2 separate regions of the Homo sapiens genome follow, and region 2 is linked to region 1. Evidence: chromatin contacts called from ENCODE Hi-C data. All regions are on one chromosome and are shown on one strand. Each heading gives the region's core, a stretch centred on a gene start or an enhancer-like site at or near the end of the contact. The rest is flanking DNA. Distances are from core to core; before and after follow the strand shown. Region 1 holds the start of HECA (hdc homolog, cell cycle regulator). Region 2 has its middle 570 kb from the start of GJE1.

Region 1 (3,452 bases), core at 382-2,881:
TTGTGCGTCACCACTTCATTTACATGAGAAACCTCCAGGGGGTATTTGGACCTCAGAAGATTCTGCATCCGGAACCTTGAGCCACCGCTGGGGCCGCTTCCATACTGTGGAGTGTACTTTCATTCTCAATAAATCCCTGCTTTCTTCTTTCCTTGCTTTGCTGGGCGTTTGGTCCAATTGTTTGTTCAAAATGCCAAGAACTTGGACGACTTGCAGTCAAGACCCTCTAATGGTAACAACAACACCGTGACAGAGCTTTTACTAAAGGGCTGAATTAAAGATTACACTATAAAAGGGGAACACTGTAAAGCTGTCAGCTAAACTAGTCTTTCCTCCACAGTTCGTGAGGAAGGAACCTAATTTATACATTCAACAAATTTATGCCAGCTGTTCTCTGATGTGCCCAAGGCAGATAAAATCTATCCATGGAGGTTTCATTTCAGTGAGAGGGAGATATACAAGAAATAAGTAAACACCTACATTGCCAACATAATTAGAGATGGAGGAGGAAAATAACAGGGTGGAACTTCTGACAGCTCTCCTGGGAAGGTCTCTGTGGAAGTGATGTATTTGAGCTGAGACCTGAAGGAAGGGAAGGAGTTGGCCGAAAAGGTAGAATAGAATTGCAGAAAGAGATCAAGGGGAGCTCTTCCCAGGGGTCCCCTGCCCTCATATTGCCTGTCTTCACTGGTGTCACCTAATCTCCTACTGCTCATAACCTGGCTACCTATCTTTCACTATCTTTCAGGACAACTCAGCCCTATGCATAGGGATGGGTTCCCCCCAAGCAGGGACTGCTTCAGAGTCCAGGCAACATCTAGTTACATCCCTGGATGATGGGTCTTGTTTGAGTGAATTGTTTTCACCACCAGACTGTGAAGGCTTCCCATTCAGGACCCTGGTGTTCATCCCCATTGTCTGGGAACTCTACCCTGTTTCTTTCTTTCTTTTCTTTTTTTTTTTTTTTTTTTGAGACAGAGTCTCGCTCTGTTGCTCAAGCTGGAGTGCAGTGGCGCGATCTCGGATCCCAGGTTCAAGTGATTCTCCTGCCTCAGCTTCCCGAGTTTCTGGGACTACAGGCGCACGCCACCACGCCCAGCTAATTTTTTTTTGTATTTTTAGTAGAGACAGGGTTTCACCACGTTGGCCAGGATGGTCTCGATCTCTTGACCTCGTGATACACCCGCCTCGGCCTCCCAAAGTGCTGGGATTACAGGCATAAGCCACCGCGCCCGGTCCCCTGTTTCTTTAATTACTGTTACTGAAAGGCATAGCCTTTGAATGAGTTATTAATCCAAAATCTTTTGTTTTCCATTCTTGCTCTAGTCACAGCTTATTTTTCCAGACCATACTGTTCTAAGCCTCAATTACATTAAGGCCAGGAGGCCACCGAAGAACTCCACATGCCACTGCACTGGCGGGTGGAGCAAGTCAAGCAGGGCAGCTCATGAACGCCCGGGAGTCCAGGAGGCCCGGGTGGGGACGCCTGGATGACGTCACTCGAGGTGGGCAGGCCCCGCGCGGGGCGTGACGTCACGCGGGCGGTCCCGTCAGCCGTGAGGTCACCTGGTGGGCGCGGCCAGGCCGAATCCCCAGTGTCGTCACGGGAGGGGGCGGGCCCAGAGCGTGTCAGTGCAGCCGAATCAAAACAAGCCGGAGACCCGCCTTTTCCCTCCGGCTCGGGAGCGTCTCGCTTGCGCCCCGGGCCCGCGGCGCCCGCGCGGCTGCGAGCCTCGGGTGGCCGCGTGCCGGCTCCAGGAAGCCGGAGAGGGCGCGGCGGCCAGGATGGCGCGGCACGGGCCGTGCGGCTAGACGGGAGCCGAGGGAACCGCCGGCTCGCGCCCTCCGTTCTTTCCCGGAGCCGGCTTCACGCAGGGCCGGGAACGGCCGTGCCTCTGGGATCCGCCTTCGCTGACGCCGGGCACCTACCTGGACGCGAGCGAGCGAGATGCCCAACCCCAAAAACAGCAAAGGCGGCCGCAAAAACAAGCGCGCCAACAGCAGCGGCGACGAGCAGGAAAATGGAGCCGGGGCCCTGGCAGCGGCGGGCGCGGCGGGAGCGGCGGCCGGGGGGGCCCTGGCGGCGGCGGCCGGTTGCGGGGCGGCGGCGGCGGGCGCGCCGGGCGCCGGAGGCGCGGCGGGCGCCGGAGGCGCGGGGACTGGCGCCGCGAACGCTGCGGCCGCCGCGGGGGCTGCGGCCGCGGGCGATGCCAAAAACGGTAAGACGGGGCTGGCGGGGCGAGCGCCAACTTCCTCCCCGACGGGGACGGCGCGGTGGCGGGGCCCTGGGTGGCGCGGGCGGTGCGTGGACAATGCGAGAGTCAGGAAGTGCTCACCCCGCCCCTCCGCCCCGCCGCGGCTGCCCCTTCGCGGTCCCCACGCCTGGCGGCGGGGACAGATCTGCGGCCCCTGCCCGGTGTCCGCGCGGGGGGCAGCCCGCGCCCCACACTCTGAGGGGCTCCCGGCTGCGGCAGCGCTGCCCTCGGGCCCAGCCTGCTGCCCGCGCTGGCACTGCCCCGCCGTGTGTGCCGGGCCGAAGGGAGGAAGGAAGGGAGGAAAGAGCCGCCCAAGTTGAGAAGAATGATCCGATTGAAAACTTAGGCACCGGTTAATTCTTCCCGGTGCTCCAAGGCCACCCGTAACCCCCGGAATGAAGGAGAGAGAGCCTCAATTCTTAGCACACCCAGGCTTGCTGCGTCGATCGCCACAGGTGAAGAGGCCTCGAGACATTTAGGGCCTCTGTGTTTGCTCTTTAATTTTTTGGCTTGCTTGAGGAAGGAAGAGAATCTGAACTTGACTTCCGTTCTCAGCCCGGAGTTAAAAAAAAAAAAAAAAAAAGAAAAGAAAGAAAAGAAAAATCATTCTCTATGTCATTGTGCTTAACATTTTCAGAAGGAAGCCTCATAATCTTAGGTAGTGCCTGAATGTTCCTTTTGAGGGGACACTTAGGAACTGGCCCAGATGTGACAGGATTTCTGTTCTCATTACAGAGCCATGGTTTTCGTTATAAGGTGCTGGGCAAACACTTACTTATTTGGACAGTTCTTTGAATTCCTCTAGTCAGGCACTTTTTCCAGGAAGACAACGTAGGTATTTTAATGAAGGGAGATTTGAATTGTTATATCTGGCTTTTAATTTATAGCGTCAGCTTTTGAAGCCATTCTTTATGTAGATCAGGCACTTTTTTGTTTTGTTTTTTTTTTTTTAGACGGAGTTTGCAATTTCGCCCAGGCTGGAGCGTAGTGGCGCAATCTCGGCTCACTGCAACCACCGTCTTCCGGTCTGAAGCGATTCTCCTGCCTCAGCCTCCCGAGTAGCTGGGATTACAGGCGCCCGCCACCACGCCCGGCTAATTTTTGTTATTTTTAGTAGAGACAGGGTTTCACCATATTGGTCAGGCTGGTCTCGAACTCCTGACCTCGTGATCCGCCCGTCTCGGCCTCCCAAAGTGC
Region 2 (3,260 bases), core at 333-2,832, 2.4 Mb after region 1:
GTTAAGCTTACAAATTTTAAGCAAAGAAATGAGGATTTCTAACCAAAGTTTCAACTAAAATCTAACCCAGGTATATGTGGGCATGTGTGTGTGGTATGCATGTGTGTGTGGGTATGCATGTGTGTGTGGGTATGCTTGCTCTGTTTGTGACACTGTATTCTTTCAACACATTTTGATTAACTGACAGAATGGTTTTCAAACATTTGTCTCCAAATTCCTAACCGGGATAAACTATCTGATTTCTGAGATATACATCAGGGATCAGTCCACTGTCTTTATAAATTACAATTCATTGACTGTGTTTTCTGTTTCCAATCTCATCAAGAAGTACAGTATCTAGTTGTACCATATCTGACTACTGTCTGTCAACAATTGGATCTCTTAGTATATTTGAAATGAGAAGCTACAACACAGTGATTGTGTCCTTGAAATAAGATTTCAAGAGTCTTTAATTCATGTTCTTTATTCCTTGCCTTCTTACTCTGCTCTCCATCACTCTTTATTCCTTTCTTCAATATTGAGACATACACAGAACATCATTTGAGGAATGGAGAATTGAGTCATGTGCCATGTTTGCACATAGCTTTAATGTGATTGTCTATGATTCCGTAGGCAAACATAAGAACACCGAATTGCACACAAAGTCTGTAATCATATCATCTGTGGCTACAGATGGAAAACAGCCTGCACAAACAGGAGGTATTGTTAACCAGGTGGATTTCCAGTTTCAATATGTTTGAACAAATTTTGGGGTAACACAAAGACATTAGCAACTGGGCAATGCTGAAGAGGCGTCAGAAGGCACTGTCAACTCCAATCTTAAACATTTTTCAGAAAATTAAAGAATTATTTGAATAATCTTAGTATATCTGAGCCACCTGTTTGTGTATTTAGCTTATTTCCTCATATATTTATTTAAATTTTTTAAATTTTTTTGGATACGTAGATGATATATATATATATATATGTAGTTACAGAGCTAGTGAGATATTTTGACACACGCACGCAATGCGTAATAATCACATCAGGGTAAATGGGGTATCCACCACCTCAAGCATTTATCTTTAGTGTTACAAACAATCCAATTATACACTTAGTTTTTAAAAAATCTACAGTTAAATTATTGCTGACTATAGTCACCCTGCGGTGTTATCAAATATCAGATTGTATTCATTCTTTCTATTTTTTGTACCCATTAGCCATCCCCATTTCCCCCCCATCCCCCATACAGCTTTTATTGTGCCGCCAACCTCCTCTCCTCTCTCTGAGTTTGGCATTCCCTGTGACATGACCTGTAATTCAAAGAAACAACCTCCAAATTAGCTGGATGCTCTCAACCTCTAAAGAGTTTAGAATCAGGAAACATCATTATTTATGCCACGTCTGTTCTCATATCTTATTTGCCTTTATTTTCTTTAACAATATCTGGCTTTTGCACATTCAATGAATGCCATGATCGGCAGCAGAGGAGTGGATGGGTTTTCCTGCGATTGTCCTCCCCTTTTCCCCACTGTTTCTCACAGAGGTGACCGCAGTGACTTCCTGACGCTCTCTGATAGGGAAGCTCCTCCACCTCCTCACCAGGCTGCCTGGCGCGCTCAGCCCATCCCGATTCCAGGACGTCCCTGTCCTCCCCAGGGCCTCTAACAGGCAGCATTGGGTAAAACACCGGTTTCAACTTTCACCTTCAGGACCACTTCCTTCCTAAGTGCCTTATTCAGCAGGAAAGGGAAACCTGTGTTGGGGTGTGGAGTTTTCCTCTCAGATTAGCATGCTTCTCTGGCTGCTGGCAAAATTAGAAAAGCGTCGAGGATAAAATGGCTTTATTTTATTTAATGTCACCAGTAGGGGAAATTTTTAACATCGACACCCAGCAAGCCGGCCCCCTTAGGCTTCAGAAGTCACCCCCGCTTTTCACAGAACCTATATAACACTTTACCTCTGAAAATGATTTCTGACTATGACCCGGATATCAAAATTAGGAAACAGCCAAAAAGCATTTCCTTTCTTTTATGTTTTTTTTTGTGCCAGTTGCCCTCCCTGAGTCTTTTCATTTACCCTGGCAGAGATTTGTCTCTTTGCCTTTAAAAGTTAAATCCACCTTCATCGCACAATGTAGAAAGAAGTGAAATTAAACTGCAGTGTGTTCCAGAGGAGAAAATCTACTTTTTTCATCTCTCAGCCCTACTTTAACTTAAACTGACCTAATTACAGCCCACACCAGAAGAAGCGGAAGAGCTGAAGGAGCGCTTCTGCCACCTAGTGGAAAGATCCTTGAACTGTGCATGGAGACTTCCACTTTTTTTTTTTTTTTTTTGCTTTATTTTTGAAATGTCTGGCACAGAAGTGCAAATGACCTTCTCTAGTCTCTGCATGAATACTGAGGATATGCATCACACACTGCTCTGTTCCTTTGGAAATTCAAAATGTAACGGTCTTCTAAAGAACTCTATTTAGAGAAGGTTGAATTAATGGCTCTTCAGATGAACTATACCTTGAAAACTATTTTATTAAGACCATATGACATTTCATGAAAGTTAAATGGAAAACGATAATGCAAATATTAATACCCTTTAAAGCAATGTTTTAAATATTATGTCTTGGATTTAATGTTTAGGGATGTTAGCACCCTCCCCACTAAATCAATTACTCTTCCTCGTAGCCACTGCACGGTTTAGCTAGCTGAATGATTTCTTCAGTGCAGCTCCTGGCTTGTTTATTTGTTTGCTTTTAGGAGTGGTACTGGACATTTAAGAATGCTTCGTTCTCTTCTCCTGGCTTCATTAACGAGTTATTGATCAATGACTTGAAAGAAAAACTTGGATGAAAAATTTAGTCAGCCCTGAATCACCAATGCTAATTAAAACCAGGGAAAGGAAGGAAAATGAAAGACGTTTACAATGCCCAAATCTCGGGGTAGCTGATCTCCTCCTTCACCAAAGCATCAATACAGCAGCCATGAGCTGCTCAGCCTGGCATTTCTGCCTGTGTCATTGAGCAAAGAAATGTCCCCCATGCAAAAATATCCTTGAGCATATAAAGCAAAGGAATCGGCTGTGTGCAGTGGTTAAATCAATTCTGGAATCATTAGGGTAAGTAATGTGTAGGGTCACACTTGCATCTCTTTTAACAAAATATTCAAATTGATGTGATAATCTACATTGTTATATTAGGGCACACTTCAATATCCTGGCTACAGATTGCTTATCATATTAAAACTAAACACAAAATTGGTTTAAAAAAAAGAAAGAAAAAAAAGT

What was found. A loop is a pair of places that touch in the nucleus more often than their neighbours do. Pooled maps may share reads with other maps.
Region 2: a loop to region 1 is called in a pooled map, with 2.4 times the contacts of the local background. The contact joins the enhancer-like site here to the promoter of HECA in region 1. A Hi-C loop is called at or near these places in 6 of 50 pooled maps.

What each region holds. Positions count from the first base shown.
Region 1 is chr6:139,133,449-139,136,900 of GRCh38, forward strand. HECA (hdc homolog, cell cycle regulator) reads left to right here and starts at 1,632. Exons shown (of 4, transcript NM_016217.3): 1 at 1,632-2,219. The coding sequence starts at 1,949. RefSeq lists enhancers at 96-145, 1,424-1,718, 2,584-2,703 and silencers at 1,424-1,613, 1,724-1,803, 2,204-2,473.
Region 2 is chr6:141,560,754-141,564,013 of GRCh38, forward strand. No RefSeq gene overlaps it. Among named protein-coding and RNA genes, the nearest start is that of GJE1, 570 kb to the right of the region's middle. Within about 2 kb of position 1,583, at least 16 of the 41 ENCODE cell types and tissues checked have a DNase peak (open chromatin) inside an H3K27ac peak, as active enhancers do.